3 separate regions of the Homo sapiens genome follow, and regions 2 and 3 are each linked to region 1. The links are chromatin loops, found by intact Hi-C in ENCODE. Cell type or tissue: heart right ventricle. All regions are shown on one strand.

Region 1 (8,000 bases):
TGGCCAGTTGGTAGAGGGGAGAATTGGGCACATAAAAAGAAAAAACAGATGCTGGGAGAGGGAGTGAGAATGAAGGGCAGTACCCCAGGAAGGAGATTTTGGTCTCTTTCCTGTAGGAACCCAGGAAATCACTATTCCTTAAAACCAAGGAGATTGACTAACACTGTACCTTTTTAAGAGGACTTGATATTGCTCTTCAATTGTAAAACCATTCAGTCAGCTTGTGAACAGGTATCTCTCTGGGGATACTATGGGAAAAGCCCTGCCCTCAGTGAGCATATAGTTTGCTGGAGGGGAGTCACACTCCATCGACAAACAATTAAGACTGCTTCAGGTCTTCCAAAGTGTTCTGAAAAGACAAAGACAGGCAGGAAAAAAGGGTGGTGAGTGGTTGCTTTTGGTAGGCTAGGGTGATAACTGAAAAGTTGCAGGTGAGGCTTCAGGGAAGGAAAGGATGATAATACATAGACCTGCAGGAAGAGTGTTTACAGCAGAAGGAGCAGCAAGTGCAACGGCCATGGGTCAGGAACAAGCTTCGGCATGTTCAGGAGAGGACAGAAGGCCAGAGTTGTGTGCATGGCATGTGAGTAAGAAAGAGAGTAGGAGAGAGGTCAAGGGGTAGGCAGTGGCCAGACCATGTAGGTAATGGTCCAGTTTGGAGTTTGCTTGTAGCCAGAAGCCCCTGATAATTTTATACCTGTGAGTGACATCCTCTGACATTTACACTTCAGAAAGATGGCTTTTAGCCCTGCGGAGGGTGGGGCTAGAGCAGGCAGGAAGACGAGCTAGGAGCCTATTGCTATAATGTGGGTGGGAGGTGAGGGTAGCTTGGAATGAGATTGAAATAGTGGAGATAGTGAAAATAGATTTGGGGTACATTTTGGAGGCAGAGCTGGTAGATACTGATGGATTAAATATGAGGGGTGGGAAGGAGTGAAGAGAACGTACACATGAGGGCTTAAGGGTCTTGCTGGAGCAGCCGGAGTGGGAGATGCTGTTTGCTGAGCTGCTTTGTGCGTCTGTCAGAAAGCAGCGGCTCTCTTTCGGGCCTGCTAAGCTGGGGATACATACTAAACACTGAAGTGGAGCTCATGAGTGGCACATGGATGTTTGGATCTGGACCTTGTTCAGTTGAGGGGTCAAGGATAGATACATGAATTTGAGAGCCTCCACTTACAGTTGGCATTTGCAGTCGTGGGACAGGGTACACTTGCTGAGGGAGAGAATATGGATAGAGAAGAGATTTGAGGACAGAGCCCAGGGGTGTCCCAACAAGGTGAGTTCTGGGAGAGAAGTCAGCTGGGGAATTGCTTCAGTGTCCTGAAGGCAGATCAATGAGAAGGAGCAGTTCTATAAATAGAAATCCCTGCAGAGATGTTAGAAAACCAGCATTACAGCATGCCAAGAGATAGAATAGTGATTAATAACTGCTTAAAAGTGTATGTTCTGCCACTGGAATGCTAGGAAAGCTACCCAAAAAGGCTGTTCCTAATTGAGGAATATGGTTCTTAAATGTTTACATTGCCTTATATTTGTGATAGGGATTATTGGCTTTGTGAGCAAAGCTCTTTGACATTTGTGGATGGAGTGTACTCATTATTGAGAGGAATTTTCTGAAATGAATGTCAGTTCCTTTTTTCCCCTAAGCTTTGCTTTGAATTACTATACAGTTTACTTAAGAAACCTGTGATCAGCGAGAGGAAAGAGAAGTGATTTCTGAAGCTTCTAATGGCCACTTCCTGCTGAGTCTTAGCATTCTATCCTGTCAAGTATGCTAATGGGAGAAGGAGCAACATCTCTGGATACAAAGGATCGCCAGGATGCTGATGTGAATAGTAGGGGTGAGCTAGCTCTGTCCTCATGCCCAGACCTTGTCCTGATCTGTAGCACACATTTGAGAGACAGGAGCTGTATTAATTGCCTATTGCTGCTGTAACAAATTATTACACTTAGTGGCTTAAAAGAACATGTTTATTTTATGGTTCTGGAGGTAAGAAATCTGAAACGGCTCTGTAGTAGGCTAACACCCTCCAGGTGTTAGGCTGTAACTCCTGAAACGTGGATGTAGCCTTATGTGGAATAAGGGTCTTTGCAGATGTGATTAAGCACCTTGAGATAGGGCAATTATCGTGGATTGTCAAGATGGGCCCTAAATGCCACCTCAAATGTTCTCCTCACAGAGATGCAGAGGAGGATTACTCAGAAGAGAAGGCAGTGTGACCACAGAAGTAGGAATTAGCATGCTGTGGCCACAAGCCAAAAAATACATGCAGCCACCAGAAGCTGGAAGAGGCAAGGAACCGACTGTCCCTAGAGCCTCTGGAGGGAGCACGGCCCTGTCCTGCCTACCCCTTCGCTTCTACCCAGTGATACCAATTTCAGACATCTGGAGTCTGGAACTGTGAGAGAAGAGTTTTCTGTTGTTTTAAGCCACTAAGTATAGGTAATTATTAATGACAATTTGTTATAGCAGCAATAGGGAACCAATACAGAGTCTCACTGGGCTAATCCAGTGTCAGCAGGACTGTGTTCCTTTCAGGAGGCTCTTAGAATCTGTTTTCTTGACTCTTCCAGCTTCTAGAGTCTGTCCACATTCCTTCACTCATGGCTTCTTATGTCTTCAAGCCAGTCTTTGACACTTTTTAGATAGTGATTCTTCTGCTTCCCTCTTCCGCATTTAAGGACGCTGTGATTGCATTAGACCCACCTTGATAATTATCTTAAGGTCAGCTGATTAGCTACCTTAACTCCATCTGCATCCTTAATTGCCCTTTGCCATGTAAGGTGTAACATACTCAGATTCTGGGGCTATGACAGAGACATCTTTAGGAGCTGTTATTTTGCCTTAAAAAGGAGGCAATTATTTAAGTATATAAGGTGAATAGTTAGGTCTTTCTCTCCAGGAAACCTAACTTGTCATTCAGCGGTTACCATGCATGGGTATCTTCTTCCAATTGCCTGAGCCAGCCAGACTTTCATGTTTGAGCATTCAGATTGGGCTTTATTTCTCAAGGCATGTGGCAAACCTCACAATGACACTGAAAGGTTAAAAAAAAAAAAAAGAAAAATACAGTTGCTTACCAGAGATACTGATCGTTTACTTCTGCTAGGATCAGAAGAGATTTTAAGAGCTTAGTGGCAAATCCTGACCTTGGAAAGCCCTGCCTTACCAGGGGTCTTGTGCAGAGGTGTTATTGAGATCAGACACCAGGTTGCAGTGATATGTATCATTTGTGCTCTTGCCATCTACCGCCCCCTGCCTGCCACCAAGCCAACCTCAGGAGGTCTTTGCCCAGAGGCTTGGCAAGATGACTTTCCACAACTCAGGGAGGTTTTAAGGAGAGGGATTAGCATTGACTCTGATACCTTGTTGGTTTGTGTGTCATAACTTAAAGGTCCATGCTTCTCAGCTGGCCAGTGGTCACACCTGATTGGAAGGTGAAAAGACTTTGCGTTCTACTTCCAAAAGTTTTCACATTTGTCACACTGTCCTAACCCTATCAGCTTTGTTGCTATCATTGTAGTGAGGCCTGCCTAGGGATGATAAGTGAAGGATCCCCAAGGACACATTAAGACAGCACATAGAATCAGAGTTTTCAGACTCTTGGCCGAACTTTTTTTTTTTTTAAGCAGACCAGTATTTTCCAAACTTTGGACTTAGTTTCCACCATATTCACGTTACCACCTATACTTGTTACTTAACATATTTTCTTCAGTTTATCCTGCATCAACTCATTTATTTTAATTTGGTCTCATTCTAATTGACAGCATATAGCAGCTTATGAATTTGATGTGCGTATGCATGTTGCAACAAATACTTAACTATTAGTATGTATGCTACGGTGTAAATGTACCACACTCAGAAAAAACCTTATTAGACCATCCTGACTGTTTAGGAAGCTTGGTGCCCAAGGGAAATAGTCTTTGACCATCAGCCAGAATTTGGTTAGTTTCAGCAGATAAGAGAGTAGCTGGTAAGCTACTTAGGAACATTTTAAGTAGAATATGTGAGAAATGAGGATAGGATATGCCTTTATTCCCAGCAGGCAAAAACATGCATTTATTTACTATAGTTGTTATAATATAAATAACATAGATGCATATGTATACCAGAAACATGGTCTTTATCCCATTTGTGGATAAAAGCTAAGGAAGAACTTGTATTACTTATGTATGAAATGCCCAAGGGAACAGAGCCTAGACAAGTTCTGAAACTTAATATCTAGGGAATGTAAACATTTAATAAAACATTACCTTACCCACCTATGTGGCCTTTCTTGGCTGGACTTCTAAAAAATTTTGTTTTTATACCATATTCTTTGTTTTAGGAAAGCATTATCTTACTCCCAGCCTCTGGGGAAAATAAATAACCGAGAGAATCAATAAGGAGATGCCCCAGTGTTGTGGTCAGTGTCTGTTTTTCCCCAGTGTTCTGGGAGCAGGGTTTCCTGGTGTTCTGTTACATCAGCATGAAGGAGGCCTTGTGCATGGGAAGACCCAGACCTCACTTCCCCTGTGTCACTTGCAGTCACTTGTCTTCCTCTTTTGTTTTTGTGTATTTACCGGGGATGAGGAGGTGGATGGGCAGAGGGATTGTATATAGAACTGGCTTATTTTTTTTTTATTTTTTTTTTTTTTTTTATTTTTTTTTTTATTTTTTAATTATTATTATTATTATACTCTAAGTTTTAGGGTACATGTGCACATTGTGCAGGTTAGTTACATATGTATACATGTGCCATGCTGGTGCGCTGCACCCACTAACGTGTCATCTAGCATTAGGTATATCTCCCAATGCTATCCCTCCCCACTCCCCCGACCCCACCACAGTCCCCAGAGTGTGATATTCCCCTTCCTGTGTCCATGTGATCTCATTGTTCAATTCCCACCTATGAGTGAGAATATGTGGTGTTTGGTTTTTTGTTCTTGCGATAGTTTACTGAGAATGATGGTTTCCAATTTCATCCATGTCCCTACAAAGGACATGAACTCATCATTTTTTATGGCTGCATAGTATTCCATGGTGTATATGTGCCACATTTTCTTAATCCAGTCTATCATTGTTGGACATTTGGGTTGGTTCCAAGTCTTTGCTATTGTGAATAATGCCGCAATAAACATACGTGTGCATGTGTCTTTATAGCAGCATGATTTATAGTCATTTGGGTATATACCCAGTAATGGGATGGCTGGGTCAAATGGTATTTCTAGTTCTAGATCCCTGAGGAATCGCCACACTGACTTCCACAATGGTTGAACTAGTTTACAGTCCCACCAACAGTGTAAAAGTGTTCCTATTTCTCCACATCCTCTCCAGCACCTGTTGTTTCCTGACTTTTTAATGATTGCCATTCTAACTGGTGTGAGATGATATCTCATAGTGGTTTTGATTTGCATTTCTCTGATGGCCAGTGATGATGAGCATTTTTTCATGTGTTTTTTGGCTGCATAAATGTCTTCTTTTGAGAAGTGTCTGTTCATGTCCTTCGCCCACTTTTTGATGGGGTTGTTTGTTTTTTTCTTGTAAATTTGTTTGAGTTCATTGTAGATTCTGGATATTAGCCCTTTGTCAGATGAGTAGGTTGCGAAAATTTTCTCCCATGTTGTAGGTTGCCTGTTCACTCTGATGGTAGTTTCTTTTGCGGTGCAGAAGCTCTTTAGTTTAATTAGATCCCATTTGTCAATTTTGGCTTTTGTTGCCATTGCTTTTGGTGTTTTGGACATGAAGTCCTTGCCCACGCCTATGTCCTGAATGGTAATGCCTAGGTTTTCTTCTAGGGTTTTTATGGTTTTAGGTCTAACGTTTAAATCTTTAATCCATCTTGAATTGATTTTTGTATAAGGTGTAAGGAAGGGATCCAGTTTCAGCTTTCTACATATGGCTAGCCAGTTTTCCCAGCACCATTTATTAAATAGGGAATCCTTTCCCCATTGCTTGTTTTTCTCAGGTTTGTCAAAGATCAGATAGTTGTGGATATGCGGCATTATTTCTGAGGGCTCTGTTCTGTTCCATTGATCTATATCTCTGTTTTGGTACCAGTACCATGCTGTTTTGGTTACTGTAGCCTTGTAGTATAGTTTGAAGTCAGGTAGTGTGATGCCTCCAGCTTTGTTCTTTTGGCTTAGGATTGACTTGGCGATGCGGGCTCTTTTTTGGTTCCATATGAACTTTAAAGTAGTTTTTTCCAATTCTGTGAAGAAAGTCATTGGTAGCTTGATGGGGATGGCATTGAATCTGTAAATTACCTTGGGCAGTATGGCCATTTTCACGATATTGATTCTTCCTACCCATGAGCATGGAATGTTCTTCCATTTGTTTGTGTCCTCTTTTATTTCCTTGAGCAGTGGTTTGTAGTTCTCCTTGAAGAGGTCCTTCACATCCCTTGTAAGTTGGATTCCTAGGTATTTTATTCTCTTTGAAGCAATTGTGAATGGGAGTTCACTCATGATTTGGCTCTCTGTTTGTCTGTTGTTGGTGTATAAGAATGCTTGTGATTTTTGTACATTGATTTTGTATCCTGAGACTTTGCTGAAGTTGCTTATCAGCTTAAGGAGATTTTGGGCTGAGACGATGGGGTTTTCTAGATAAACAATCATGTCGTCTGCAAACAGGGACAATTTGACTTCCTCTTTTCCTAATTGAATACCCTTTATTTCCTTCTCCTGCCTGATTGCCCTGGCCAGAACTTCCAACACTATGTTGAATAGGAGCGGTGAGAGAGGGCATCCCTGTCTTGTACCAGTTTTCAAAGGGAATGCTTCCAGTTTTTGCCCATTCAGTATGATATTGGCTGTGGGTTTGTCATAGATAGCTCTTATTATTTTGAAATACGTCCCATCAATACCTAATTTAATGAGAGTTTTTAGCATGAAGGGTTGTTGAATTTTGTCAAAGGCTTTTTCTGCATCTATTGAGATAATCATGTGGTTTTTGTCTTTGGCTCTGTTTATATGCTGGATTACATTTATTGATTTGCGTATATTGAACCAGCCTTGCATCCCAGGGATGAAGCCCACTTGATCATGGTGGATAAGCTTTTTGATGTGCTGCTGGATTCGGTTTGCCAGTATTTTATTGAGGATTTTTGCATCAATGTTCATCAAGGATATTGGTCTAAAATTCTCTTTTTTGGTTGTGTCTCTGCCCGGCTTTGGTATCAGAATGATGCTGGCCTCATAAAATGAGTTAGGGAGGATTCCCTCTTTTTCTATTGATTGGAATAGTTTCAGAAGGAATGGTACCAGTTCCTCCTTGTACCTCTGGTAGAATTCGGCTGTGAATCCATCTGGTCCTGGACTCTTTTTGGTTGGTAAACTATTGATTATTGCCACAATTTCAGAGCCTGTTATTGGTCTATTCAGAGATTCAACTTCTTCCTGGTTTAGTCTTGGGAGAGTGTATGTGTCGAGGAATGTATCCATTTCTTCTAGATTTTCTAGTTTATTTGCGTAGAGGTGTTTGTAGTATTCTCTGATGGTAGTTTGTATTTCTGTGGGATCGGTGGTGATATCCCCTTTATCATTTTTTATTGTGTCTATTTGATTCTTCTCTCTTTTTTTCTTTATTAGTCTTGCTAGCGGTCTATCAATTTTGTTGATCCTTTCAAAAAACCAGCTCCTGGATTCATTGATTTTTTGAAGGGTTTTTTGTGTCTCTATTTCCTTCAGTTCTGCTCTGATTTTAGTTATTTCTTGCCTTCTGCTAGCTTTTGAATGTGTTTGCTCTTGCTTTTCTAGTTCTTTTAATTGTGATGTTAGGGTGTCAATTTTGGATCTTTCCTGCTTTCTCTTGTAGGCATTTAGTGCTATAAATTTCCCTCTACACACTGCTTTGAATGCGTCCCAGAGATTCTGGTATGTGGTGTCTTTGTTCTCGTTGGTTTCAAAGAACATCTTTATTTCTGCCTTCATTTCGTTATGTACCCAGTAGTCATTCAGGAGCAGGTTGTTCAGTTTCCATGTAGTTGAGCGGCTTTGAGTGAGATTCTTAATCCTGAGTT
Region 2 (8,000 bases), 69 kb before region 1:
TTGCAGTGAGCCGAGATCGCGCCACTGCACTCTAGCCTGGCAACAGAGTGAGACTCCATCTCAAAAAAAAAAAAAAAAAAAAAAAAGAAACCTTGGCCCACATGTGGGGTATAGCAGAAATAGAGATATTGGTCCCATAGTGCTCCTCCCCGAGCCACAGCCATGGGTGGTGGACTGTCCTTGTTGTACAACCTCCACCCTCCCATGCATACAGGTAGTTTTTGGCTCTTGCTGGGCCATGGCTCCCGTGTAGGTCTCTGCATTATTCTGGAAAAACTGCAGGAATGGAAGGTAAAATTAGGTTGTCACATGAGTTTCATAACTGCACAAGGTTTCAGGGAAACCTGTGAACTTGCATGGGAAAATATTACACTTTCATTTTCCCTAACTTCTAGCCAAAATTTGGCAATTCTTTCACTTTGGAAGGTTGGACATAAGTCACAGTAGTATTAGTGCTGTTTGTGACTTTGTCACCAATAGAAATCTAATATTTTCATGTCACATTAGAGATGATTAACAGGTGTGTTGAAATACCAGTATTCATCACCACTTTGAAATTACGGTGGTTGTTGCACCTGTTGCTAGATAGTATTATTTAATGTGTTAAGATACAAGCTGCAGGTATTGCCATTTACCAATTAAAAAAAAAATTGGGGGGCCAGACGCGGTGGCTCATGCCTGTAATACCAGCACTTTGGGAGGCCGAGGTGGGCGGACCACTTGAGGCCAGGAGTTTGAGACCAGCATGGCCAACATGGCAAAATCCTGTCTCTTACCAAAAATAAAAAATTAGCTGAGCGTGGTGGCGGGTGCCTGTAATCCCAGCTACTAGGGTGGCTGAGGCAGGAGAATCACTTGAATCCCAGAGGCAAAGGTTGCAGTGAGCTGAGATTGCACCACTGCACTCCAGCCTGGGCAACAGGGTGAGACTCTGTCTCAAAATACATGAATAAATAAAATAAATAAATAAATATAAAAAATATTTTGGTAACAGTATTTCAATATCATTGATTTCCTCTGCAGTCCTGTGTATTTTATTTTATGCATTAAAAAAGTCTTTCTGAGAAGGAGTCCATAGGCTGCCCCTAGTTTGCCAAGGGGTACAGTAGAATTGTGGTGTGTTCTAGACCCTGCACACCCACTGCTCCCCTTTCCCTCCTCTTCATCAAGAGTTGACCTCCTCCTGACTTGGGCTTTCTCCAAGGCTGTCAGGTGCGTTTGTAGAGTGGGTGTGGGCTTATCTCCAACTTTTTATCTTAGACCTGGTCAAAGAATTGAGCTCTATTCTTGGCTCACTGGTTTATCATATCCAGGGAGGCAAGTTTGTCAGAACGTTCCTCTAGCAAGGCCATATCTGTCACTACAAGGTATGTGATTCATTTAAAGCCAAATGTCCTAATTATCTGAATCCTAAACAGAAGTCTGATTTCAGCTTCAGTTTCAGTTTTTCAAGTGGAGAAAACCCACAGACATTCTGCAGGAAAATGCCCTAAATACACATTAACCCCCTGTTTTCCTCTTGGTATGCTTTAAGGTTATATCATCGACAACAGCACTCTAAGAAATAGGTCTCTGCCCAAGAAATATGTTGTGCACATGGTTGCCAGGGGTGTTTTCCTGTTGGCGTATGGCTTTGGACAGAGGGGCATCCCCTAGGAATTGGGGCTTGGCTTGGAGGTAGTCAGCGCCATAGGAATGCACTTCCTCTTGGCTTCCCGCTTGCCACTCAGTGAGTCCAGCCCAGAGGGTGCTCTGCCGCTGCTGTACCTGGATTTCTGAGAGTGGAGTCAGCCCTTTTCTGTTTCTGGAAACTTCTCTTGATAGGAAATGACTCTGTCCACAGAAGAGCTTATTGTACTGCACCTCGTCAGGCTGCAGACTTGAAGTCATTGCTGTGCTGCCATGGGCATCTCTTTCCACTTGTAGCTATATTTAGAGCATGAAAATGCTGAACATTTCCTTCCTGTTTCTTTAGAAGTCAGAGCGGGGAGGGATTTCTTGTATTCAACACAAATCCCTCGGATAACCATATGAAAAGATAATGGGAATAATAATTTTTCGTTCTTTGTTTAAAAAAATATTAACGCTGAAGCTTGGACTAGAATAGTCTCTATTTTTTTTTTCTGCTTCATTTTTCTATGTTATTGGTCAGTTTTATTATTGAGGCAGTTACATTACATTATATTCTTACTGTTTAAAGATAATGTATTTGTATTTAACAAGTTTATCAATGAAGGGATAGCATCTCGCCTTTCTTTTCTTTTTTTTTTTTGCAAATGGAAATAGCAAAGTTATGTTGCTTTCTGAGTCACTGATTGATATTACAGATTTGTGTTCAAGATTGTTGGCACAATTAGGCCTGTTTTTTTTTTTTTTGTTTTGAGACAGAGTCTTGCTCTCTTGCCCAGGCTAGAGGGCAGTGGCGCTGGTCACTGGTCACTGGTCTCAAACTCGTGGGATCAAGTGATCTTCCCACCTCAGCCTCCCAAAGTCCTGGGATTATAGAGGTGAGTCTGACCTAGGCCTAATTTTTAAAGTGAGATACCTAACATAATTTTATTAAGAAGCTGTTCTTCTATCATTGCCCTTTTTTTTTTGGCTTGAGAAAGCAAGAAATTCACCAAATTTACTCGCTAAGAGTTAGTGATTCAGTCTGTAGGATCTCTGACCACTCCCCTCCCCCACTCTGAACCACATTCACTCAGACTGTTTCATATTTTAATCCTACTTTGTGGAGAGCATAAATAAAGTCCAGAAGGTCTAAAGTGTAGGAGTTAAAGTACCCATGTGTGGTCCATCTTCTGGTCAGATGGATGACAGAATTAATTGTGCAGCTGCTGGACACGGATAGATCCCATTACCATTTTATAGACCATATCACAGTAGAAAGTGGAAAATATAGGTCCTGTCTTCAACTTGACAACCAAAAGGTGAGGACCTCACACATGCAGATGAATACTTTCTCTCTGAGAACAGACCTTTTGGGCATGGTAGCTGGTGTACTGGGAATACTGGGTCCTCCTGTTACCGTGTCTTGTGCACACTGTCTAATGTCATGCTTGGGATAACCATGTATATTAGCTTCCCTTATTTTCACCGGACAAACGTGAAACTTATGAGGGAAAGTGAAGTATGTTGTCTGGGGTGACTCACATAATAAGCAAGGTGGTCATATAATTTATCATCCAAATCAGGATGCTTTTGAGAGTGAAGAGGGGTGCTATTGATGATTATGCTGGGATAACAGGCATAAAAGGGGATATATGGTCCCCCTACTGATAAGGTACAGATTGGGGGTTAAATGCAGGTCTCTGATCTTAAATTGTGCCTACTTTCCATTACATGCTGTTAGATCAGGCCACTCTGTCTGCAAATGAATTGGTAAGGCACAGATGGAAGAACCTTCTGAAGATGAGTTCTGCTCTAAGAATACAGCCGAAGAGAAATTCTCTAAGGCTAGGCGAAAGGTTTTTTTGGCCAGAGAAATGTCTACTAGAGATCTTCTTTCATGTAAAAACATGGAAAGGGTTTTGTTGGAAAGACAGTTTCTTCCTTCATAAAAATGGTTTTCCATTGTTTGTTTAAAAGAATGGGTCTGCTTTAGCATTTATAAGAAAGACGGAGTAAGAGTCACAGAATCTCATATCCAGGGCAAACATCTTCATAGCCTGTGGCTGTTAAGATCCAGAATGGTAGATGAATTCTTTAATAGTAAGGTGTGTAGATACAAATTTACTACTCTTGTTTTTAGCACTCTGGCCGTGGCTGCTATCAATGAGGCAATTTTGTGTATGGTATAATCTTACTCTGAGATGTTAAGGTAAAAATCCCAGCCCTCAAATACACTGCTTTGCCACACTGGGGCTTGTGACAAGCCTTTGTACCTCTGTGAGCTTCAGACACAGGCATGCAAACACACCCAGCGGAGGCTCAGACATGAAGACAGATGAAGCGCAGGGTTCTTATAAATGATATTACAGCCCAGCCATGAAAAGGAATGAAAAACCTCGCACAGTATCGCAGGAATTATTTGTTCGCAGTGTCATGTTCTCTTGCAGCCTTCTAAGCCAGCTGAGGTGCAAAATCAAAAGTTTCATAACAGAGTGGTTCTGTAAATACCAAAGACTGTAAAACAGCCCTGCTAGATTACCACTTGTCATCAGGTAAGCAGTGCCAGAGGATGACATGCCATCCACAGGCCAGGCCACTGCTGGCAACCCAGAGCAAGCAGAGGGAGGGGTGCTGGTTATGCACTTGCTGGCCATTCGAGAACAGCTTTTAGTTGAGAGTTGTTATGTGGCCTTCCTTCTACACCCAGGTTTAGGGAGGACCTGCCTTCTGACTCTTGGAACACCTGTAAAAGCATGAATCCTAAAGTAGGTAAAGTGAAACTTGCTGGTGATGAAGAAAAAGTCCTTCCTCCATCAGGAGTGACCAGCAGGACCTGGAGAGGCACTTGGGGGCTCACGGCCTGCACCTGCCCCACTGGGTTGTGTGAGCCACTCCCTGAAGAGGACAATGATCTCTGGCTGTCTTTATGAATGGTCAGCTCTCCCCCTGGAAATAGGAGAACCACTGGCTACAAAACAGGGAGAAAAAGAAAAAAGAGAGGCATGAGAAGGCAAAGCCAACAGAGAAGGAGGCGGCCTGGGTGTGGGAGCTGTGGCCGTTCCACCGTGGGAAAGGAGAGATGGGACGATGTGGAGCAGCTGTGCTGCTGTGGGCGCCACAAGTCTGCTTAGAATGGGGGACAAGGCACTGGCTGGCAAGTCAGGAGATCTGGGGACTGACGCTTTCCCTGCCACTTTGTGAGCCTCTGTGTCTTCCACAAAAGTGGGCGAGTTGGGTCAGATGTTATCCAGCGTGACTGCCAGCTCTAAAAGTCTTTAATGCCGAGCCAATGAGCCATTCTTGTAGGGCTTACCAGTGTGACTCAGTAAACATTTGATGAGTACTTTATATCAGAAACAGGGCACAAAGGTTAATATAACACCTGTGCCCACATCCAGGGTGGGGCCATGTCATAAGCAGTCCCATTGCTCCAATAATCGGAGAATAGCTAACTTGTACCAGGCAGTGTTCTGGATACTTTCCATTGATTTATCTATTCATGAAATACATTAGCAAAATGAATTAGCAGGAAAAAAAAGTGCTAGCTGGGCACTACTGTTCTGATTAGAGAGAGGAGGAAACTAAGGCACGGAGAGGTTAAGTAATTTGCCCCAGGTTTCGTAGCTAACAAGTGAAGGAGCCAGAATTTCAACCTAGGGAACCTAGCTCCAGAACCCACACTGTGTGGCTGCTGTGGAGGTGCTATGGTTTGAATATTCCCTCCTAAACAAATGTTGTGATTTAACTGCCATTGTAGCAGAATGAAGAAGTGAGGCCTTTAAAAACGGGAAGATCATGAGGGCACTGCCCTGATGAAGAGATAATGCTGTTATCCAGGGAATGGGTTAGTTATTGAGAGAGTTATCTAGGGTTCCTGATAGAAAGGATGTGTTCAGCCCACTTCCCTCTCGGTCTCACATGCTTTTCTACCATGTTCTGACACAGCAAGAAGACCCTCACCAGATGCCAAGCACCACACTCTTAGATTTCTCAGCCTCCAGAACCATAAGCCAAATAAACTTCTATTTTTATAAATAACCTAGTCTGTGGTATTGTTATAGCAGAAAAATGGACTGATATGGGGGGATGTGGTGGTCACATGTTTTTGTCTGCCTCCATTGATGGGCAGCAACCTTGTCTGTCTTATTAGCTATTATATTCCTATTGCTTAGCCTAATGTAGGCTCTTGGGACATTTTTGTTGAATAGATAGATGGATAGTTGGATGGGTAAGTGGATGGATAGATGGGTGGGTGGATGAATGGGTGGGTGGGTGGGTGGCTGGATGGGTAGATGAATGGGTAGATGGAGGAAATAAACAAGGTCTTCGGGGAGCTTACAGCCTAATGAGGAAAACAGACTCACACTAATGTCAGTGAGTTGCAGGCAGGGAGGGGGCTTAGTCCAATCTAGGGCATCAGAAAAGGCTTCCTTGAGGTGGTGGTGGCTGAACTGAGCCTTGAAAGATATGCGGAATTTGGAAGAATGGGATGGGAAAGACATTGCCAGCAGGGGCCATGTGGTTCAACTCCAGCATTGCTGGCAGCAGTCAGCATTCCCAGAGCCTAGAGGACAGAGCAGGAGCTGCTGGGGATGGGGCGAGGTCAGGAAAAGCCTTCCTTTGGAATGCATTTGGACTTGCTCCTGAGAGCAGTGGAGAGCACCTGAAAGGTGCATGGCTTGGGCAGATTTGGTTTTCAGATGGTCTGTTCTGCTTGCAGTGTGAAAAGGAGGGAATAGGAGCAAGCCTGGCTCAGGAGGTGGGGTGGCAGGGCAGGGTACCTCAGTGGTCCCCAAGGGAGAGCAGGGGAACTTGAAGTGGAGCGAGTGAGGAGAGGTGGCTGAGGAGTGCAAGGGGAGGCTGACGCTTAATTCTGGTCTTGCATAGTTCAGGGCCTCCTGAGGTTACTGACGCATTGCCCAGGTGTTCCCATGTGAGTGCAAAGCTGTGCTGAGCCTGAGAGGGGAAAGGTGGGCCCTGTGGTTTAGGTGTTGTTGGCATTGATGGTGGTTAAAGTCAGGAGACCAGATGATACCACCCCGAAAAGAGTGTTAACCTGGAAGAGCCAATTCTTGGAAAATTTCTGCATTTACAGGCTGAGCCAAAGAGAACCAATGGCCAGAAAGGCCCGGCCCCGCCTGAGTGGAGCAGGCCTATGGGTTTTATGGGACAGATCATTTTGACCATAGTGACAACACTGGAGCCCTCACAGTGTGCTGGGGACATTTGTGAGCACTCAGGTAGTTCTGATTCATCATACAAATCCAGTGAGGTAAGTGTTACTCGGATCTCCATTTTACAGATGAGTGAACTGAGGCACAGAGGGGCAAAACCAATAATTATCTGAGGTCACATGCTTCACATGACCAAAGGGCACTGGGGAGCCAAGGCCTTCTGCGTTTTTATTGGTTTTGGCAAGTTGCAAATCCCATGGAATGAATCAGAAGCTGAGAAGGGAAGGAAGGTGTTGGGGCTGTCTTGACAGAGGAAGAAATGTCAGGGAAGTGTTTGTTTTGTTTGTTTTTTGTTTTTTAACTCTTTTTTTGTGGAGAAGGGGCGGGATAAAGACAAGGTCTCACTGTGTTGCCCAGGCTGGTTTCAAACTCCTGGCCTCAATTGATCCTCCTGCCTTGACCTCCCAAAGTGTTAGGATTACATGTGTGAACCACTGCACCTGGTCCTGTTTTGGTTTTTTTCAAGAGTGATAGAATTGCTCAAAGGTTTAGAGAGCCTGTTCCGAGATTTTAGAGATACAGGCCGGAGGGGGCATGGGGGTGGGAGGACAAATGTGAGACAGGCCCTCCTCAAGGAGGCTGGGAGAGCACCAAAGGGAGGCAGGGCTGTTTCTGAATTGGAATGGTAGCGGATGACTCACTGACATGGAATACACAGAATAGGTGAACCCGCAGAGACAGGAAGCTGATTAGTGTTGCTGGGGGCAGGGGCATGGGGAGAATGCTTGATGGATCTGGGTTTTATTTGGTGGGGGGATGGTGATATAAATGTTTTGGAACTAGATAGAGGTGATGGTCACACAACATGATGAACATACTCAATGCCGCTAAGTTTGTTTACTGTTAAAGACTGATTCTGTGTTTTGTGGATTTTATTAATATCTCAATTTGAGAAAGCACTGGAGAGGGCAGAAGTGGGCAGGGAGTGAAGTGGGTTGTATCTCTGGCCCCTGCTTGCTGCCTATTTTGTAACAGGGAGCTTTGTTTTCATGATCTTCCCAACTCCTGACATGTTCTTGTTTCCTAGGATGTAGGATTCACTGTGAGCTGAAACCGCGCTCGGCGCATCCTGGATGCCTGGGAAGCGTTGGAATGAATGAAGGAATGGTTGAGTGGATGGATGAGGAACATCAGGCAGGCGCCTGGAAATAGAGG
Region 3 (8,000 bases), 60 kb after region 1:
TTGTGTTTGGGTAATTTCCAGTTCTTATCTGTAATAACGCTATTTTATAAATAACACTGCTTTGAATGTCCTTGTACATAATAAATGGACTGTATTTGGGTCATTACTGTAACTCTATTATCTTTCTGTGGAAAGATCACTCTAAAATTAATTTAAAAATATATAATTGATGAAACTTGACATTCCTGACAGTCAATGGAAATAAGAGGTTGAGGTTAATTCTTTTTTCAATAGCACCTTCCTTTCTCATTAACGCCCTGTCTTTGCCAGTTTCTCCAGAGCAGCAAGTGAAGCTGCTCTGTGGCTCTGTTGTTCATGCTCTGCCTCTCGGGCAGCCATGGTGAAAGGGATTTGATTCATGAGCAGGCACAGATGTAAATAATTTTTGGCATTTCAGATGTAAGACCTTGCTCATTGCGTAGTTGGTTCTGTGCCATAGTATCATGGCGGCCGTACCTTCACAGTAGATCTCAACCTTGGCTGTGCCCTAATCCTTGACGGACTCTGCAGATCCGGATTTAGTGTGTTGAAGATGCAACCTGGTAACTGACTGCACAAAGTGAGTCTGATGCACAGCAGGGCTAAGAACCACTGCTTTAGAAGCATGTTCCAGGAAAAATGGGGTGGTGGACAGCATAGCTCCCAAGCATGGCCATTTTTGATAATTCCTCAAATACGGATTGATTTTGATGATCTGGGAAATGAAGGTTTACCACCCAGTCTCACAGCATTAGCTGATAGATCTATAAACCTTATTCCACCAGCAGGGCCCTCCTTTTTACTGAGATCCCATCTCCTTGAATTCCAGAGATGGAGAAAAGTGTGACTTGCAGTTATAGCTCCTTGGCTGTCTGCTCAAGGATGTGTCTGTCAGGCCCTTCCAATCACTTCTTACCCATCAATACCATGGCTTCCTGGAAATGAAAACTTAACAGAAGCTGTCAAATAACCTGTTCCAATGCAGTTTAATCGACCTTACCATTTATCAAAGAATGCTGGCATGATAGAAACCAAAGCCTGCTTTCCCCAGAGAGACATTTTAAATGTTTTTCAACTACTTTGATCTCGTCTTCATCATGTACAGTAAGTTTTAGGAATGCAGAATTGCAGTAGTAATGTTGGGATTAAATTTTTATTGCAAAGGCTTTGAAGCACAAACAAAATTTTAAAAGCTCATTAGTAATTGAAAATGATAATCTTGTTGAGGACGCATTTTATGGCTATAATAACTATAAGACGCAATGAAATATTAAAATATACTAGAATTTGGAGTAATATTTTTCTATTTTTATTAAACTATAGAAATTATTTGTACAGTTGTATTGAACAAAAGGGTTACCATTAGGATTAAAACACAAATGGTCTGGGCGCGGTGGCTCATGCCTGTAATCCGAGCATTTTGGGAGGCTGAGGCTGGTGGATCACAAGGTCAGGAGTTTGAGACCAGCCTGACCAAGATGGTGAAACCCCATCTCTACTAAAAATACAAAAATTAGCTGGGTGTGGTGGCACCTGTAATCCCAGCTACTCAGGAGGCTGAGGCAGGAGAACTGCTTGAACCCAGGAGGCAGATGCAGTGAGCTGAAATCGTGCCACTGCACTCCAGCCTTGGCCACAGAGCAAGACTCCATCTCAAAAAAAAAAAAAAAAAGATTAAAACACAAAAATACTGTTATTTCTTTATTTTATTTTATTTTTGTTTATTTGAGATGGAGTATTGCTCTGGCTCTGTTACCCAGGCTGGAGTGCAGCGGTGCAATCTTGGCTCACTGCAACCTCCACCTCCCAGGTTCAAGCGATTCTCCTGCCTCAGCTTTCCGAGTAGTTGGGACTACAGGCACACGCCACCATGCCCAGCTATTTTTTGTATTTTTTGGAGAGACGGAGTTTCACCATGTTGGTCAGGCCGGTCTCTAACTCCTGACCTCAGGTGATCCGCCTGCCTCGGCCTCCCAAAGTGCTAGGATTACAGGCGTGAGCCGCCGCGCCAGCCTGTTATTTCTTTAAAGTTGTGATAAAACTGTTAACAGTTTTTGGAGGTTTAACAGTAAAATACAAAGGTGCAAAATAATTTCATTGCCCGGAAAGGTATAATTTATTGAGCCTTATTTGTGAGAGTACTATAGTTTGTTTCACTCATTCATTTGTTCACTTACGTAACACATGCTTAATGTGCCTAGCACTGTATAATGATACAGATATGGGCTTGGCGTCATCTCTGTCATTGTGTTTTTTATTAACAACATCCTTAATCTTGGGTTGGCTGCTTTGAAATGGTGACTCAGGTAGCTGCTTGAGTTGAAAATGAACTTTTTTCTTTCATATTGGGAGAGAAAACATGCCTACCTAGGTAAAGTGCTTAGAGAATTCAAGGTTTTTAGTAGGCTTATATTCCGTCTTCATTTTAAGGGAGAAGATAAAGAAAGAGTCTTAATTTTAAAAAAATCTTGGATCACTTGATGTATCTGGTAGTCTCCAGTGTCAGCTGGTGGATGTTTAGTGATACTGGGTCGGGTGGACAGAGTTACCACAGGACAGGGACATGAGTGAGTCTTAAGAGTGATTGGTATATGTTGTTACACAAACACATGGCAAAATCCCAGAGGTTATTCCCTAACAAGTAGATTCAGGGGGAGCAAGTCAGAGATGCTTGCTGGTGGACAGGTCCATTGTAGTTCTTAAGAGGTGGTGAAGCATGGTGGGTAAGAGCCATCAGCCCTGGAACCAGACTGGGTTTGAGTCCTGGATCTGTAATCACCTCTGCTAAGTTATTTAGCCTCTCTGTGCTGTGATTTATTCATTTGTTAAGAGGGGCATAGGGATGATCACATGCTCCTCAGACTGTCTTGGTAGGATTAAATGAATTAGTTCATGTAAAGTGCTCAGCACACTGCCTGGCATATAGAAAGTTCAATAAGTGGAGGAGGTTATATTGGGGTGGCCGTGGTGATGGTGATCCCTCCTCCTCATTATGAATCCCCTTTTACACTCCATGTCACACAGTCACAGAAGGTCAATCTTTGGCAGATGGGGTCAACAAGAGATAGTAGGTCAGTTGTATTTACTGGTCACTGTAATTTGAGAATTGAGGGAGAATATCTTCTTAATTGTAAGTATGACAACTTCATATCCTACCTAGAGTATACTCCACTAATAACTATCACCAATAACAATGGATTGAGGGACTGTGTCCAGTAGTCTGATGAGAGCCCATCAGCATTGGCTCATGTTCTGTTAGCTCCCCCATAGGGAGGAAGGCAGACTTCTCTCACTGCAACTTTCTGTTGTATTTGTAGCAGTCCCTCCAGTGAATGGAAGTCACACATGATGCAGGTTCATTCAGTAGGCATTTCCTATCCTGTAACCTCTCTATCACAGTTCTCTCTCCATGTCTCCACAGAGGGGCAGTGGGGAATACAGAGGGGTTGAGAGAATGCACCTAATTCAGCGGTTGTCAAATCAGGGCAGTTTTGTCCCTCCAAAGGATATTTAGCAGTGTCTGGAGACGTTTTTGATTGCCACACCTGGATAATTGCTGTTGTCATTCAGGGAGTAGAGACCAGGGATGCTGCTAAGCATCTTACAATGCAAGGACAGTCACCACGACAAAGAATTACCCGGCCCAAAGTGTCAGTAGTGCCGAGGTTGAGAAATCCTGAGTTAAGTCACACTAGAGGGCCAGGGCTTCTGTGCTTGGCCAACTACAATTACCGGTGATAGTTAAATGCTATTCTAGATTGTATTCGGATTCTAGCTGGCTGATGACACAGGCTCTAGGCAAAGAGGCTGAAATGGGGGAGATTGATCTTTTATATCTGAAGAGTATTTCTTTATACTGAACATTGCCACTTCTCACTGGCACGACTGCCCCCTTCTGTGTGACTGGCCTCTGGCACTCTTCAGAACTCTGGAGAGCCAGTTGATGCATTAGACTTAGTGACAGAACAGGTGACTGACTCCCGCTGTCTGTGCCAACTAATGATGTGCCTGTGACAAACTGAGTCATGCTGACCGTGGGACTGCAGACCGCAGAGGAGAGTGCTCTCATGACCCCTTGGATAAAGCAGTGAAGCTTTGCATCACCTGAGGAGAGAGTTCTTTGGGAAGGATGAGAACATTTTCCAGTGAAAGGTTTTATTTTACTTATATATTTAACAGGCAGTTATGCAGTGCTTATTATGTGCCAGCCAGTATTCAAAACACCTTATAAATATTAACTCTTTAACTCCTCTTGACAACCTCAAAGCTGAAGTGTTGTTCATGTCCCTCTTTTACAGGTAAGGAAACAGGAATGCCAGAGGTAGGACTCAAACCTAGGAACTCTGGCTCCAAAGTCAGGCCCTTAACCACTGTGTTATGGATGAAAGACTCTGAACTTCACCCTTGGTTTCTTTTTTCTACCCAGGTTCTTGACTTCTGATTGGTCCCATTGAGATGTCAGGGAATTAAGCAGTCCTGAGGCAAGCCCTCATTTTATCAGCTCATTATTTAATATCTGTGAACCTCAGTTTTCTTATCTGTAAAACGGAGTCACATCTACCTCATGGGGAGGATGTGAAGATAAAACAGTTGTCCATTTTGCATTGCTGTAAAAAATACCTGAGCCTGGGTAATTTATAAAGAAAAGAGGTTTATTTGGCTCAAGATTCTGCAGCTGTACAAGAAGCACAGCACCAGCATCTGCTTCTGGTTCATGAGGCATAATGGAACAGGCTGGTGCACCTTTGTTGAGATTCGCTGGCTGTGATCTGTGCTGTTTATGTGAGCATGTGTGTTTATTTCATGGCCAGATTACCGCATCTGCTCAGGGACAAGTTTGCTCTGTTTTTAGGAGAATGGAAGATGGCACCTTCCCGTTTGTCTTAACTCAGGGCTTTTCTCAGTCCTGCTACCCACACTGTGCACTTTTCCCCTGGCCCACTCCCAATTCAGAAATGGGTCTGGATTCTATTTCTGTGGATGGTTATGCAGTCACCCATCTGCTTTTCTGACACATACAAGTCAGTATATCTTTCTGTGATTATGAATTTTTAGAGGAGAGAGTCTAAGCTTATCTTTTCTTTTTTCTTTGAATATCTTGTCTACAAATAGTAAATGCATCCATAGGGGTGAAGAAGGAGTTCCTGTAATTTTTCCAGAGGGAAGTGCAGTACTCTTTAATGTGTAGTCAGATGTGTGAGAAAGGGAACCAACTCTTAAATGTAAGAACGATGAGAGTATATCCCCAGCATCTAGAATAATATCTGGCACATAGTAGTAGCTTAATAAATATTTGTGAGCAAATGAATGAGACTAATCTTTATTTTAAATATTTCCTAAATCTGATTATAGTCAACTCTGGGTTACCTAGCAGACCTGAAAATCTGGAGCTGTAGCTTTTATGAAGTGTTAGTGTATGTAACTAACAGAATTAAACACTTTTTAAAAAACTGGGACATGCTAGAGTATGCAACACGAAAAATAACAAACTTGATCCAGAGGCTACTTTGGGATCTTGCTGCACCCTTGGGGTGTCAAGCTTTGTGTGAGAAACTATGGTGCTGTAAGGAGGAGGAATTCAGTGTAGTGCTATAGCAGGATGCTAAATAACAAGGAGTTTTCTCTCTTGACCAAGTAGCTGGAAATAGTTATACCATGTTACTTATTGCCAGACTTGCATTCCACGACAGACTGATGTATTTAGTAGGATCTGGGCCAGTTGAAGACGGCCCTTGTCATCTTTCAGATGTGGTTTGACAGATCTTTTGTATCACTTCAGAAACATTTGAGAAGTTTTGTTCTCCACGATAAAGAGAGAGCAAGCCAGACAGATATGTAGAGGCCATAGAATTTTAAAATTGTCTGCACTTTCTTTTACAGATCTGAAGAAAACCCTTGCTGTGTTATTAGATAACATTTTGCAGCGCATTGGCAAGTTGGAGTCGAAGGTGGACAATCTTGTTGTCAATGGCACCGGAACAAACTCAACCAACTCCACTACAGCTGTTCCCAGCTTGGTTGCACTTGAGAAAATTAATGTGGCAGGTAAAAATAGCAATTCTCTGCCCTGATATGGAGTCACACCCTGCTTTGGACCAAGAAGAGAATAAAGGAGAGCAGTGGTTCTTACTGGAACCTGCATAATATAAATTCTATAAACTTGGCATGGCCATTGTAAAGATAAGTCTAAATTTATTTTTTAATAGCAGATGTTAAAATGCTTTTTATAGTTTTATCATGATGCATAATATTTGGTGGTTTGTGTGACACATTTGCTCTTAATGAGCTCCTGGAATTCACTTGTAAAGAGAAGATTCATGGCATAGATTAAATGAAATACAGAGGTTATTTGAGAAGCTTGTGCCTTTTAGAGTTCTTCCTCCTCCGTACTCCCATCAGACAATTTTGAAAGTCTGTTACGTATAATAGGTTCTCTCCTCCCTGTTGTTAAAAAAGAGCCACCATTGCCGAAAATGCCTCCTATGTATATATGGAGAAATAGAAATTCTGGAAATGGCTTTTAGGAGATAACCCCTGCCTAGTCGTAGGCAGATTCTGTAGCCACTCATGTACACCACCATGCGGTTCCCACTGGGAGGCATTTTGTTTGGCTCCTTCTGGAAACTGGAATATTGGATGAGACAAGGAAAATTGACTAAAAACAACACCCAGATTATACGCTGCATGTTGTTGCCTGCAGCTCACATTAGAACCCCCCCATCCCCGCAACTCCCCCACCATCACACTGCTCTGAGGTCAGCCCCTGGGTCTTTGTGCTTGAACCAGGACTGCTCTTGTTAGGGTGACCACGATTTTCTGGGGACCCAGGACAAAGTGAAGAGCCTGAGGATTAGGATTCAGTGCTTTGGGTGAATGGTTGTGAACAAGCTGTCTATACTTTTGGTGGGTGGTAGCCAAACTCTGGTTAATAGATAAAGTAAGTAACTAGGTTACTTTTGACATCAGTTCCTGCTTTAAAAAAAAATCTTGTTTCATATACTTTTAAGCTTATTTTCCTTTCCCTTTTGCTTGTAAAAATTCACACACTTAAGTGGGAGAGATTCTTTACCTTTCCCACCTCCCAGCGTCAAAACATTTAATTGTTTTACATTATGCAAGGTGGTTGTTATTACCTTTTTTAATGTTCTTTGCCCTTTAGCAAATTTTAAATTGCAAAATATATTTCTAATAATTCAAAGTATTCAACCAAACAAAGGTATTAAAAATAACTTTTAATTACAACACAGAGGCAGTGTCATCTAGGCCGTAAATCCTGTCTTCCTTGCAGTTTCCAACAGCTTCTGTAATTAGACAAGAGAACCTCCCACTGTGTTTAGCTGCTTTTTAATAACTGGAACCATGCCTCTTCAGTCTCCACTTGCCACCCCTGTACCCTGTAGAAAATGCTACTGGAAAGGCCCTATGTGGTTTCATCACTGTTCTGTGTCATATTTCTGGAGGTGGGATGGAGTGTTCTGCCTTTAACTTTGCTGTTCTCCACTGCCTCTGAAGTCCTGTGGCTTGTGAGCCTCTATAAACACATCTGCTGTCATTCTTTCCCCCATCGTGGCATCTTGCTGCCTCTGGCTGTCCTGTTTGTTGCAAGGCTCACAAGGACTTTGCTACCTGGGCTTTAAGCCACAGAGCACAGGGTCGTGGGTACACCTCTAAGAAGGAAATGGGAAGGACTTGGTGACTACTTTCAAACGAAGTCTGGAAATATACCAGCCGTATGTATTGAGCTAGTGTACCGCTTAACAAGCATCATGTTCTCTAAGCCAATGGCTCTGAGCGGGACTCCTTTAAATGTGCCACTGGTGCTGTGTTTTTAATAATATTTAAAGAACCAGAGTGTTGTGTTTTGTTTTTTTTTTCCTTTTTGGGCAATGGGAGCAAATTTAGAGTTACACATTTAATGATTAACCTCATTTGCATGTCTTTGCATCTCTCGGGTATGTGTGGGACACAGTCCATACCATCATAATTTTTACTGGCTAATTAGGAAAAGAATACACATGCAT

Evidence for each region. A loop is a pair of places that touch in the nucleus more often than their neighbours do. Peaks named below come from ENCODE experiments on the same cell type or tissue, not always from the same donor. Only the 100,000 strongest peaks of a DNase experiment are listed, where the experiment ranks them.
Region 2: it touches region 1 in a loop (2.9-fold over the local background); 27 of 110 quality-filtered maps call a loop at or near these places.
Region 3: a loop joins it to region 1, with 2.0 times the contacts of the local background. A loop is called at or near these places in 4 of 110 quality-filtered maps.

What each region holds. Positions count from the first base shown.
Region 1 is chr2:134,204,529-134,212,528 of GRCh38, forward strand. It overlaps a transcript of MGAT5 not described here. Among named protein-coding and RNA genes, the nearest start is that of MGAT5, 46 kb to the right of the region's middle. RefSeq lists a silencer at 2,090-2,384. In heart right ventricle, CTCF peaks have their summits at 3,259 and 3,459; DNase peaks (open chromatin) are centred at 2,255, 3,253 and 4,464; H3K27ac peaks cover 3,559 bases.
Region 2 is chr2:134,135,629-134,143,628 of GRCh38, forward strand. It overlaps a transcript of MGAT5 not described here. Among named protein-coding and RNA genes, the nearest start is that of MIR3679, 13 kb to the left of the region's middle. In heart right ventricle, no CTCF peak of the experiment used is centred here; DNase peaks (open chromatin) are centred at 1,761 and 4,183; H3K4me3 peaks cover 1,420 bases; H3K27ac peaks cover 6,635 bases.
Region 3 is chr2:134,264,527-134,272,526 of GRCh38, forward strand. It overlaps MGAT5 (alpha-1,6-mannosylglycoprotein 6-beta-N-acetylglucosaminyltransferase), which reads left to right. Exons shown (of 16, transcript NM_002410.5): 2 at 5,860-6,024. Among named protein-coding and RNA genes, the nearest start is that of MGAT5, 14 kb to the left of the region's middle. In heart right ventricle, a CTCF peak has its summit at 3,874 (motif pointing left); no DNase peak of the experiment used is centred here; H3K27ac peaks cover 3,956 bases.